Regions from separate parts of the Homo sapiens genome. Here region 2 is linked to region 1. A link is a contact called in ENCODE Hi-C or POLR2A ChIA-PET data. All regions are on one chromosome and are shown on one strand. The core of a region is the stretch at or near the end of the contact, and the rest is flanking DNA. Distances in the headings are between cores, read along the strand shown.

What was found. Hi-C counts contacts between places; a loop is a spot of excess contacts on that map. ChIA-PET counts read pairs that join two places held with the same protein, here RNA polymerase II (POLR2A). Pooled maps may share reads with other maps.
Region 2: a loop to region 1 is called in a map of chondrocyte, with 2.6 times the contacts of the local background. The contact joins two enhancer-like sites. A Hi-C loop is called at or near these places in 2 of 168 maps with a recorded cell type or tissue (chondrocyte and kidney) and 2 of 50 pooled maps. POLR2A ChIA-PET finds 5 or more read pairs at or near these places in 2 of 52 experiments (A673 and H1).

Annotation. Positions count from the first base shown.
Region 1 is chr5:16,484,150-16,491,105 of GRCh38, forward strand. The region is part of intron 3 of RETREG1 (reticulophagy regulator 1); the gene reads right to left. Among named protein-coding and RNA genes, the nearest start is that of ZNF622, 22 kb to the left of the region's middle. Within about 2 kb of position 3,427, at least 3 of the 41 ENCODE cell types and tissues checked have a DNase peak (open chromatin) inside an H3K27ac peak, as active enhancers do.
Region 2 is chr5:16,754,418-16,761,296 of GRCh38, forward strand. MYO10 (myosin X) reads right to left here. Exons shown (of 41, transcript NM_012334.3): 18 at 3,701-3,809; 19 at 411-491. Among named protein-coding and RNA genes, the nearest start is that of RETREG1, 140 kb to the left of the region's middle. RefSeq lists enhancers at 142-782, 783-1,423. Within about 2 kb of position 5,139, at least 2 of the 41 ENCODE cell types and tissues checked have a DNase peak (open chromatin) inside an H3K27ac peak, as active enhancers do.

The sequences.
Region 1 (6,956 bases), core at 2,177-4,676:
AATGTGTTGAGTGTGATGCATGGGCCGGCAACCAGCTTTCTCCCTGCCCTCATTTTCCACAGGAACCTCAGTGAGCTAAAAACTAGAAACAATCACTCCAGGAAGAAGACACATGTAAATACATGTCATTCCCTAACATTACAATGACATAAAGCTTAATTCCTGCTCTTGCAATCCTAACTCATAAAAACATACCAGTTCAAACAAGCCCTGTTAAGAATCCTCAAATTCATTCATTTAAGAGATTATTGAGAGATATGTGTCTACCATGTTGAAGGCACTGCCACAGAGCTATGGATATGGCAATAACAAAAGCAGCAAAGTTTCTAGAAGAAGACTAGAATTGTTAGTGAACTATCATCTGAGCTGTGGTAGGGTACCAGGGTGAGGCTGATCTCTGGATTCAATTCCAGTAGCCCTAAGACAAATCAAAACTACCTTTGCCCTTAGATGCTCAACTATACAGAAGTTTATGTACATACAGATTCTGTGACTTTTAATATATTTTGAATAGTAAGGCAATTTGTAAATTACAATTCCTTTTTATAAAAATAATTTTAATCCAAGTTTAAATGAGTGCAATAGCATATTTTAAAAGGGGGGAAGTATACCATTTTCCTTCCTCTTTGTTCTTTCAGCCTCAACTAATGCTCTGGAGAGTCACTGAGCTACCAGTTGTCCAGGCTGATGTTATTCCTGCAGGTAGATTTCCTGTCTGTCAGAAGAAATGAACTTTTGGGGATGGTTTATGCATCCATTAACTCTACCCACTCTTGAATCACTGAGCAAATCTGTTTTCAGCAGGACCATATCTGGCACCAGGTTTGCATACCCCATGATTCCACATCTATTAAAATACTAAGTGCATAGCTAAGAAGCAGATATCTGTGGCAAAATCTTGCCACAGATATCTGCTTAGTGGGAAAAGATTTTGCACCAGAGAGCAAAAGCTATATGGCAAAGGAAATATAAGGTTATTAAAATGCAGTCTGTTTTCTCAGAATAATATAGATTTGCTGCAAATTGGCACAGACAGGCTAAGCTACTGTTCAGTTTAATGGGACCATGAAGATGACAGAAAACATTTTAATTTCTGCTCTCTATGCATATTGAATAATTATTTAAGGATGCATTTGAACTGTTTGCCCAATATAATTCTAACAAAAATCAATGAAAAGCTATAATGGAAGGATTTGTTATTTTCTTTTAAACATTAAGATGGAATAAATGAACAGTTCATAACTCCTGGCCTCAAACAATCCTCCCACCTTGGCCTTCCAAAGTGCTGGGATTACAGGCATGAACCACTGCGCGAGGACAAAAAAATATTTTTTTGAATGAATAGTACTTTGTACAGATGCTGGAACTTTGTTCTAATATCATCTTTAGGATTCATGTCTTGGAAATGACACCATATCCATATTTGTTTACATATTTTTTATTACTGCTTAAGTAAATGTCCCCAAATTGTAAAAGAGCCTAGTATAATACTAAATTGTCACTATAGAGATAATGTTAGAACAAAGACTTCATATAACTTAAAGTGTTTTATAGAGATTACTATGAAATAACTAAAAACTCTCTTTAGCATTTAAGGAAGGGTCTTATCTATTTTCCACAGGGGACTTCAAGTGGACACCATCTATCCACTAATTTATTCATTTATTCAATAAAAAGTTATTAAGTTCCCCCTTTGTGTCTTGCATCACACTAAATGTGGAAAATACTGTTATCAAAAACTTGAATGCTGGTAGCACTATTCCTCTGTGTCTATAGATAAACACTATTTGCTGGAAAGAAAGAAAAAAATATGCAATCTTTGACTATCTTCCATAGTCATAAGAAAACACTCTTAATTATATTACATTTTTCCCTTTTAAAAAGCTTCATATAATAGTTTTTTGGGACAATAAATTTCATCATTACTTACATTTTTATTAACACAATAAATTATAATTGATATTTGAATTGTTATAATCACAAACAGAAATGAGAAATTCATTGTGTACAACCTGAAAATAATATCTAACCAAATGGGTTTGTAAAGAGTAATAAGTGTTTGAGATTAAAAATAAATGTTCAGATTGGGCTGAATAAAATTTAATCGAAATATATATGATTTAAAAAGAAAATGTAAGTTCCAGGGTGAAAAAAAGATGTCACTCCACATCTTTTCTTCTGGACCAAAAACAGGTGCTCCCTGGGAGTTTAACAATAGTTTTAAATTGCCCAGTGATTAATTCTGAGTACCATAGGAACTCACATTTCTATAGTCTTCCAGTGAGTTTACCATTAATTTATGTCACCACAGTTCAATTTAGGTTATACAGAATTAGATAATTTGTCATGAGACGGGACATTTGATGTCAACTTTTCAAATTCCCTTATTTTATAGGTGAGGAACGTGAAATCCAACTTTTTGCAGCTAGTATGAGGCAGAGCCAAGACCCAAGGCCAGGACTCTGGGTTTCCAATACAGTTCTGATCCTTTAAAATGTGTGCCCTCTTCAAAGGGTGAATACATTCAATGATATTCTTTGAAGAGACCACATGGCAATTCAGAATGAGAAGGAGCATTTCATGTTCCTCACTCCTTCCTAGAACCAGAAGAGATGAGGTGTGATTGACCAATACCAACGTGCCATCATGCAGGACCAACCCTTTCCAGGAAAACAGAGCACTTCATGTGCAGAATCCAAATACTCAGCAGAAACCAAGATCTACGCTTAGTGGTTGGTTGATGTTTAACACAGGTGTCATCTGCACACACACACATACACACGCTGAGTTGCTACGTAATGAAACTCTAGGTTTTCCCAGAGAGCCTTATTTGGAAAACACATAACTAGAAAAAAGATCTCCTGTGAATGCTGGGCAAGGCTTGGGGAACAGATCTTTTCCATGGTGTGTAGCTGTCTTCCCACCATCCTTGGCACTGATCACCATGCAACATAAGGCCCAACTAACATAAAAGGAAATGAAAATACCTAAGGCTTCAAAACATTTTGAGTTTGTACTAAGTTCCTAAACAAACAATACAAGTCTTCTGTGACTGACGCTCAACTAAGGGAGAAAATTCATTACCAGTAGCTTTATTAATATTTCCTCCTTAGTTTCAGAGAGACCATGCACTTTCCAAGTTCAAAAGGAAATAGGTTCTTTGGTTCATCTTTCTATCCATCTCCCCTCCCTCTCGCCAGCCTTCCAGCTTTCTCTCACACTCTTGCCTTCACTAAGGAGTGAACTCACCACACACTCCAGCCACAAGATAAAGACCATTTAAGAGTCACCCCCGATGACCATCATCCCCAACTTTCCATCCTCGTAGCCAGTCCAGTTCAAGTAGTTCCCAGGGAGAAGTCACTACAAGCCCCAGCCTCTACATGGCCATGCCATCTATCAAATGGGCTTTGCTCAAGGATCTGTAACTGTAAATGACTCCCAAAAAAGCCCCAGCAGATGCCATCTGGTTAAGTTTTCCTTCTTACGGAAAAACTAGTCAGGTGTTTTGATGAAGGCCATTCTCCAATCAAGCAATTCTTTATCAAAGAAGCCTAAGCCAGGGCAAAGTCCTTTTTCAGCAGCTGAAGAATTTCTGGTTTTACCTGCCAGTGAAACTCTAAGGGAATAAAACATGGAAAGATGGCTCCTTAGATAAGCAAACTCACTTTGTCCACAGAAAGGAGCTTTGGCTTCTCAGTAGAATTTCAAACCAACATCCCTTCTTTCTTCCTCCCTGTCCCTATTAGAATACAATTTACCATATACATTGGGAGGTCTGGCCAAATAAGCCCTTCATGCAGTTCCTGCAGCTGTAGTTGTGAGACACCCAGGGCACTGTTTAAGCAGCAGCTGTGTGGGCCTTACTGAAGAGATGGAGATGGAGCAGGCCTGGGTGAGGCTCAGAAATCTGCATTTTAACAGGTGTCCTAGATGATGCTGAGGCAGGTGTGTCTTACCTTAAGAGTCACTGTGAGAAATACCCTTGATAAAGTAACACTGAATTCCTGTCCTACAAATAAAGAGGAGGGAGACTTCTGCTTCTGGGCAAGACGGTGTGAGAGGGAGCTGATATACCCAACCCACCTGAAACAAAGAAAATCTATGCAACAACGATTTTCAAAACTCTGGGCATTAGGCAAGGAAGGACAGTGACTCCTAAGGGATGAGAAACCAATAAGGGAGTTATGTGATCACCCAGCTCGCTGCCTTGAGTGTTTCCTGGCCTGGGAGCAGGGGCAGCAACCCAGGTACCACCTGGCAACTCCCTGAGTTGAGGAGACATTGCTGAGGGTCCAAAAAGGAGATCCAAGGGGCCAGAGTTTGCAGGACCCAGTGCCAGAGAGTAGAGCACAGTACAGAGGGAGATAAAGGGAGAGGTCTGATGTGGGGGATTCCTGGAGTCTTCAGCTGAGGCTTTGCTGGCACAGGCGTGTGAGGAGCCCGGAGGCCAGGAAAGAGCCATCAGAAAGGACTAGAAGGAACAGTGTCTTTGGCCAAGAATGACACCTAGTCCCACCAACTAGACCGAAAAACTTCAAAATTCACAGACATGGGTAGAATACTCAGAAGGGTCTTGCCTCAGTAGCAGAGAATAATCAGTCCTAAACTAAATGCGGCTCTGGTCCTAACAAGTCTTAAAAGCAGACCTTAGGCCGGGCGTGGTGGCTCACGCCTATAATCCCAGCACTTTGGGAGGCCGAGGTGGGCAGATCATGAGATCAGGAGATCGAGACCATCTTGCCCAACACGGTGAAACCCCATCGCTACTAAAAGTACAAAAATTAGCCAGGCCTGGTGGCATGCGCCTGTAGTCCCAGCTACTCAGGAGGCTGAGGCAGGAGAATCACTTGAACCCAGGAGGCAGGGGCTGCAATGAGCCGAGATAGCGCCACTGCACTCCAGCCTGGGCAACAGAGCGAGATTCTGTCTCAAAAAAAAAAAAAAAAAAAAAAAAAAAAAAAAAGCAGACCTTAAAAGGATCAAACTGATTTTAAGTGATTCAACCGCCAACTGTAGGATACAAAGTGGTGAGTTTTGTTATGAACAAAATAACTCAGTCAAACTGGGATGTGAAGCAGTTCACTTATTTTACTTTTATGTGTATCTTTTAAATTATCATGTACCTTTGTTCCCTTAAAAAATATAGTTATCAAAACAATGTTTAAATATTATAAGATTTGTCTTTGTGTAGTTTAATGCCTGCATAATGGAATTTCTAATGCACTTGGCTGGCAGTTTCAGAATGCAGCACACAGTATTCTCCATTAGGGGGTTCTGTAAGACTAAGAAATAGGACACTCTTGTGCTCTTTAAAAATAGATTGTAATTCTGTAAGACAGAACATGTGCTAGCAGCCTGTTTCATCCCTTTCACCAATAGTATCTTTGAGCACTAGAAAAAATAATGCTGCAACAAAATGAATCTTGGCATAGAAGAAATACTATCTCATTATCATTTAACTTCTGTTCGTTTTAATAAATATGCAGTGAATGTACATTAACTGTCACCATTCCTGGCTCTGGGACTGAGGGTTGACTAAGGCACAGCCTGTAACCAATAAGTTAAAGTGTACATGTGACCCAAGAATGATGCAAAGCCTACACACACTGGTGATACATGAAACTCACCTTTAAAAAATGGCATTTAATTGTATCTAGGGCTATTGGAGATACATGAATTTGAAAACTATGTTGGGGATTGGATATATGAGGAGAGCTTGTTAAATGTAAGATCTTTTCACTATTGTACATTTTACAGGACAATGTTTTAGCATATACTAATGAACTTAAAAGTGTTTTTACAACTCAGTTATTTTTGAAAGCAAAAAATTATATTTTTAATATATCAAAGCTAAAATATTTTCACATATTTCTTGAGCTTTAGATTTGAGGAGATAATTACCAACCAGAGATAGGAAACCTGGAGTAGATGGAAAAAGAGAGGGAGGGAGAAAGTATATGGGAGGCAGGGAGAGAATATGAATGAATCCTGATAGTCAGGTTTGAGTTCTTGGGTCCTGTTGGGCCCAAAAGGCAAGGTGCAAAGCAAATCCACCCATGGACATCCCCCATAATTGGAGCCAGTTCCCTTGTGCCTTAAGCTGGTTTCTGGCATTTGTAAAACAAAATAAAGTGTCCCATGTTTCAGTGGGAGCAATGGAAAATTGTTTAAAATATCTTAAATTATGAATAAACGTAACTATTAAAAAAGAGTTATAAGATTACACAGATTACTATGACAGTTTTATTTAGGTGGCAATTTGTAGTAGAAAGGAAAGATGCAATTAGGTTATATAATAAATCAAGCAAAGGCAGTTTGTTAACAATTCAAATAAAGGGGGTTACAGGCACCATAAAAAAGAATAGCTAACACTCACCAGGGGTCAGGTAGTGAACAGCATCTTATAAACTTACTATCTTATAAACTTACTACTTACTTCAATCCTTACAACCAACCTGTGAGTGAACTACTGTTTATTATTCCTGTTCAACAGATTGAGAAAGTTGAGGCCCAGATACATTAGCTATCTTGTTCAAGGTCACAGAATGAATCCACAATGGAATAGGGAAGTAATGCATAGAACTGGGAATGCTCCTAATGTGGGGCGAGATACAGAAAAAACACTCTCCGGATTGGAACATGGGGACCATTGCAAAGATGAGTAGGGAAGCACATTAGGGCAGTGCCACAGGCAGGATTATGGATCCCTAAATGCCAAGCTACACAAATAGAAATCAAAATAGTTAAAAAGCGGCTTTGGTTCCCAGGTGAAACTCCTTGGTCCTAAGGCATCTAGATTCTTATTTTCTCTCTGAACCCCTCCAGCTGTTCCTAAATTAGTACCCACAAAGTGATTCCATAATCATGAACCCAACTTCACAAACTTCAATTACAACACGTGCCCATAATAACCATGACCATGGCAACTATCTGCTAAGCTCTCCCTGTGTGCC
Region 2 (6,879 bases), core at 3,889-6,388, 270 kb after region 1:
TTTAAAATAACAATAAAGCAAAAAAAAGAAGGAAAGAAAGACAAATAAAAACTTTAAAAAAAAAATCAGCCACCACACATCAAATATTTCCTGTAAAATGATGTATCACACTCTGAAACTTTTCCCAAGAATTTTAAACCAAACGCTAAAAAAAAAAAAAAGTAAAGGCTTCACAATGTTTCCTTTTCAAATAGATGTCCCTAAAGCTTAATAACATCACTCAAAAGCAGACTAACAGGCCCAAGGGACAAAGGGAACTTTTTCATTTCATGTCAAGTTATAATAATGTCATATCCATTTCCAACCATCTACAATGAAAGGACTTTGGAGAAACCAAATCTGTGAGTAACCACCCCAGGAGGCTGTGTCCCTCGAGACAGATCCCAGCCTAGGACTGTCATCAATCTTACCTTCTGCATGTTTGGCTTGATACAGCGAACAAAGAAAGGATTAGAGGAGCTTAGCGTTGCCATTAAGGAATGCAGTGAGTCCTATTAGAAAAAGTATATGTTGATTTAGTCTCTTATTATGTCATTCTTTAAATTTCTCAGTACTCTAGGCACTTAGAAACAATAATTTAAAAAACACAATATAAATCATAGGACTAATAACTTAGAGGTTTTCATTTTTTAATTGTCATTCTAATATAAAATAAACATACTGAGTCAATGTATTAATAATTGAAATTATTCGATAATACACCAAACTCATTTATCACTTCCTTTGAAATAGTAAAATTCTATTTTATTTATTTATTTATTTATTTGAGACGGAGTCTCGCTCTATCACCCAGGCTGGAGTGCAGTGGCGTGATCTCGGCTCACTGCAAGCTCCGCCTCCCGGGCTCATGCCCTTCTCCTGCCTCAGCCTCCAGAGTAGCTGGGACTACAGGCGCCCGCCACCATGCCCGGAGAATTTTTTGTATTTTTAGTGGAGATGCGGTTTCACCGTGTTAGCCAGGATGGTCTCGATCTCCTGACTTCGTGATCCACCGGCCTCAGCCTCCCAAAGTGCTGGGATTACAGGCGTGAGCCACCGCGCCCGGCCTGAAATAGTACAATTTTAATAAACCATTCTGTCAACAAACAAAAATCATCCTAGGATATTTCAACGTTTAGTACAGAAAAACTGAGAAATAGCCACTCTTCCACTGTCATTATTCTTCCCAATTCATTAGTTCCATCGAAATGACAGTCTATGCCAGCACTTCACTGGTCTCTGAGCCACAATCTCTCACTCTTACCTTCAAATCGCCAGACTTACAGACTCCAGATCAATCTTTAATACTACTTTCTTTTCCAACTTTTTTTTTTTTTTTTTTTTTAGAGTTTTTAACATTTACCAAAGCAGACAAAAGCATACAATGAGTTCTCATTACCAGCTTCAGCTCAGGGCTAATCTCATTTCGCCTGATCCACACATACTATACCCACCCCTGTGGAAAAGCAAATCCCAGACATGATGTGATTTCCTCCAGCAGCATTTCAGTATGTAGGATTAAAGGCTAAACACTTTAAAGCACTGTGTAACCACAGCATCATCACACCTGAAAAGATGACATTAATTCCTTAAACTAATATTAAAATGTGCAATGGTCTCACATTTCATATTAAAATGCTCAACTGCTTCAAATTTTATGATTTTTAAAAATTTTATTATTTATTTATTTATTTGAGACAGGGTCTCATTCTGCCACCCAGGCTGGAGTACAGTGGTGTGATCACAGCTCACGGCAGCTTCAACCTTCCAGACTCAAGTGATCCTCCTACCTCAGCCTCCTGAGTAGCTGGGAATACAAGGGCATGCCGAATAACTTTTTAATTTTTTTTGTAGAGATGAGGCCTCGCTATGTTGCCCAGGCTGGTCTCGAACTCCTCGACTCAAGCAATCTTTCCACCTAGGCCTCCTAAAGTGCTGGGATTACAGGCATGTGTCACCATGCCCAGCCCATAAATTTTAAAGGGTTTGTTCTTTTGCATCAAAATGCAAATATGGTCCATTCATTGTAATTGGTGGATGCATCTTTTCAGTCTCTTTTAATCCACTGGCTTTCCCTCCATCTGTCTCTTTTTTCTTCTCATAATCTTGTTGAAGAAAACTGAACTGTCTGAACACTACATGGATTAATTACTTCTCCAGCTCAGAAAACTTTAAAATTTCTCACAAGACAAAACATCCTGACATTCACGGCCCTTCATATTTTGATACCATCTTAAATTCTCACGAGGTGTCCTGTCCGGCTGGTGTTCTACTGTCTGTTGACAGTCCTCAGAGACAGGACTTGCATCTCTGTGTCTGGGCTCTTCTCCTGCCTTCGCCTGCACCTGGAAAGCTCACCCACCCTTTTCCATTTCCTTCACTGCTAGTCCAGTTTAAAGTCTCAAACATTTCAAAAACCCAAGGGTGGGTGCAGTGGCTCACGTCTGTAATTCCAGCACTTTGGGAGGCTGAGGCAGGAGGATCGCTGGAGGCCAGAATTTTGAGATCAGCCTGGGCAACATAATAAGACCCCATCTCAGTAAAACATCTAAAAATTAGCCGGGTATGAAAAATTAGCCATGCGTAATGGCGCATGCCTCTAGTCCCAGCTACTTGGGAGGCTGAGGCAGAAGAATCTCTTGAATCTGGGAGGTAGAGGTTGCAGTGAGCTGAGATCGTGCCATTGCATTCCAGCCTGGGTGACAGAGCGAGACTCTGCCTTTAAAAAAAAAAAAAAAAAAAAAAAAGTCGGGTGTAGTGGCTTACACCTGTAGTGCCAGCTACTCAGGAGGCTGAGGGGGGAGAATCACTTGCGCCTGGGAGTTTGAGGCTGCAGTGAGGCGTGATTACACCACTGCACTCCAGTCTGGGTGACAGAACAAGACCCTGTCTCACACACACACAAACACACACACACACGCACACACACACACACACACACACACACGGAAAAAAAAAAAGCTTTCTCAGAGAAGTCCTGGCAAACCGACCTTCTAGAAAAAGAAAACTGAAAACCTCTGCTGGAAGATTAAGAGCCTAGGACAAGGTAACTGACATCAGTCTCATCTAACCAGGGGGAAAAAACATCCAGATATGAGAAGAAATATATCCCATTTCCACATGAGTCTCTAAATACAAATCAGAGTGGTCCCAAATGGCCTTAAGGAGTTTGCTATTTCAAAAGCTTAGAAGAAATAGCCATTTATTTTTTTAAAAAGGATCTACATGTTTTCATCTGACTCAGAGAAAAAGTCTATTTTATTTCTTTTCTCTCTTTTTTTAGACAGAGTCTAGGTCTTACGCTGTCACCCAGGCTGGAGTGCAGTGGTGCAATCACAGCTCTCTGCAATCTTGATCTCCCAGGCTCAGGCAATCCTCCCACCTCAGCCTCCTGAGTAGCTGGGACTACAGGCATGCGCCACCGCACCCAGATAATTTCTGTATTTTTTGTAGAGACAGGATTTCACCATGTTGCCCCGGCTGGTTTTGAACCCCTGAGCTCAGGTGATCTGCCCACCTCGGCCTCCCAAAGTGCTGAGAATACAGGCGTGAGCCAAAACTCTATTTTATTTCTAAAGCACTATCTGGTTTAAAAGCATGATATAAAAGGAAACAAAAATAAACAAATATTCTCATAGACTTCACATACACCCAAATCCTCTTTTCAGTTCTTAAAAATACAGTAACGACGGATTCCTCTAAGCCAGCAGTGAAAACGAACCTTGAACTGTGAGCTGACTGTAGGCCGCCGATGTTTGCTTCCACATTTCAAGGTATCCTGGTTGTTGCGGCTTGAAACATGTTCAAAAAGATCGTAGATAAAGTCAAATCTGTGTGAGGCAAGAGCAGGAGGTCAGTGAGGCACACACACCCATTATTAGGTGCAAGATTATTGTAATTAATGGTGCCCTTTCTCAATGATAATTCAAAGTAATACACCCTAGGCCTGGAAGAACTAAGACAGCTTCCAAAGATTTCAAACCAAACACTGCCAAAGAGCTTTAGGCACTGAAAACACGTGGCAGTGTCAGAGACCAGAGTCTTGCAGAGAAGGGGACTGGCATGACAGTGACAAAGGGTGGAATCCCACTTAGGAGCTCTGTGCTTTCTGGAATGCCATCTAAGCCTCTGTAGCCTCGGTCTCCTCACTTGCAAAAGTGAGTTATTAGTTTTGCCATCTTGCAGTGTTGCAAAGATTGAAGCAGTTAACGGATGGAAAGGTGCTCCTGGGGAACACTAATTACAGGGTGAGGCAGGCGATGGTTCAAATCCTGTCTCCCCACTTCCCAGCTGTGTTGCTTGGGCAAGATGTTTCATCTCTCTCTAAGCCTCAGTTTTTTCATCTGGAAAATGGAGATAATTTTTTAATTTATCCCCTAATGCCAGGTGAGAATGAAAGGAGAACATGCATGTAAAAGGCAGAAAGCATGCTACCTGGCATATCATATATATTGATATTAGTTATTATTTAAAAAGTTCTGTAAAATCCATTGCTACTATTAACAAGGTAAAAGTGAAAAGCTTCCCAATAATTTTTTTTTTTTAGACAGAGTTTCGCTCTTTCACCCAGGCTGGAGTGCAGTGGTGCGATCTCGGCTCACTGCAACCTCTGCCTCCCGGGTTCAAGCGATTCTCCTGCTTCAGCCTTCTGAGTAGCTGGGATTATAGGCGCCTGCCATCACGCCTGGCTAATTTTTATATTTTGTAGTAGAGACAGGGTTTCACCATGTTGGCCAGGCTGGTCTTGAACTCCTGACTTCAGGTGATCCACCCGCCTCGGCCTCCCAAAGTGTTAGGATTATAGGCGTGAGCCACCGCGCCCGCCCAGCCTTCAATGATTTTTAAATCTTCCTTGCATGGAAGGTATCATGGGCTATGGAGCTGGTGGGGTTGGTGGCTTCACTGTCACCAGGACAGTCAGGGAAGACTTCTGAGCATCTGCCTCCCCACAAGCGGCAATATTAGAGCTTTCCCTGGTCGCTTCTTGCTTTGCCCCAACCTTTTTCATTTTTGTTCTCGGGTGCTCTTTAATGCTCACTCTCTTAAGTTCTCTAACTGTGCTTTGAGCTCTTTGGAGAGAAGCTTTGGTTCCATTAAAATGTCACAGATGTCAAAGGTGAAAGAGAGTGAAGCAAGTGAACAGCCCCAGCTCCTCGGTTTGCAAGGGGAAACCTGGGGTTGAGACAGGAAGTTCTTTACACCACTCACAAAACTGCTTCACGCTGGCACAGAGGCAGCTGGCGAAACTCCACCTCGCTGGTCTCCAGGCCTGCAATCTTTTCACTACGACAAACTGCCTCTACTTAACATCAATACAGGGCTTTTATTTAAACGTATCGCATTAAACTAAGAAATTGCTTTGACAGCATGCTATGGTGTTTTTTAAACACCCATCATTTTTACAGGTCTGAAAACTCACCTAAAAATAAAATAGCTAACAATGTTGTATATAGTGAACCCTCACATAGAAGAGTTAAAATAAGTTTGAAGATCAAATGTTTCAAATTCTGAGTTTCTAGGCTGATACTACCTTATATGGGCTCCCTTTGTCCCAATTCATTCCTATCTAAGTGACAGGTGGCCATCTAGTATTTACATTTCTAAAAGTATTACAGCTTTTAAACTTTTTTGCTACTTTCCTTCCTTAGATATAAACATGTGTTTTTGTTACAGATTCCCACCAGATCCAACACAGGTGCTGAAAGCTTTCAGGAAAGGGTTTTTTCCCTAAACTCTTTCTCTCTTACAAAGCCTCCTAAAAATAGTACACTTCCGCCGGGCATGGTGGCTCATGCCTGTAATCCCAGCACTTTGGGAGGCCGAGGTGGGCGGATCATGAGGTCAGGAGATGGAGACCATCCTGGCTGACATGGCGAAACCCTGTCTCTACTAAAGATACAAAAAAAAAAAAAAAAATAGCCAGGCGTGGTGGCGGGCACCTGTAGTCCCAGCTACTCGGGAGGCTGAGGCAGGAGAATGGCGTGAACCTGGGAGGTGGAGGTTGCAGTGAGCCGAGATTGCGCCACTGCACTCCAGTCTGGGTGACAGAACGAGACCCTGTCTCCAAAAAAAAAAAACAAACCAAAAAAAAACCAAAAAGGACACTTCCTGGTCTAATACATACAAATAACTTATCACTGCAAGTTTCTGTGTGTTTTCTTTATTGATTTAATGGTGTAAATTTATAATTCATGAACGAATAAATGAATATGTAATAAATTTATAATTATAGCTGAATTAAGGCATTTATTTTACTAACTAGAGACACAGGAGTCCTATAAAACCAAGGCTGAAATCAGCTTAACCACGCAGCTCTAAGCTCCCTGTGAAGACAGCAGACCACACTGCTTAAGATATTAAGGTTCTCAAGCCAACCAGACCAGATCAAAACTGGACTCGATGGCTCACTGGTTACCAGTTGAGAGGTCTTGGGGAAGTCACTTAACAGCTTTAACTGCTTCAAGGCTCGGTTTCCTCATCTGCATAAGAGGATTAATAACAGTATGTTACTTATACCTCTGTGGTTGGTTTATTTCAGTACCTCACTAAATGGCAGTCATTGCTTATATTATTATTATTATTATTAATTTATTTATTTATTTATTTATTTTGAGACAGAGTTTCACTCTTGTCACCCAGGCTGGACTGCAATGGCGCAATCTTGGGTCACTGCAACCTCCACCTCCCAGGTTAAAGCGATTCTCCTGTTTCAGCCTCCCAAGTAGCTGGGATTACAGGTGCCTGCCACCATGCTTGGCTAATTTTTGTATTTTCAGTAGAGATGGGGTTTCACTATGTTGGCCAGGCTGGTCTCAAACTCCTGACCTCACGTGATTTGCCCACCTTGGCATCCCAAAGTGCTGGGATTACAGGCGTGAGCCACCATGCCCGACCTTGCTT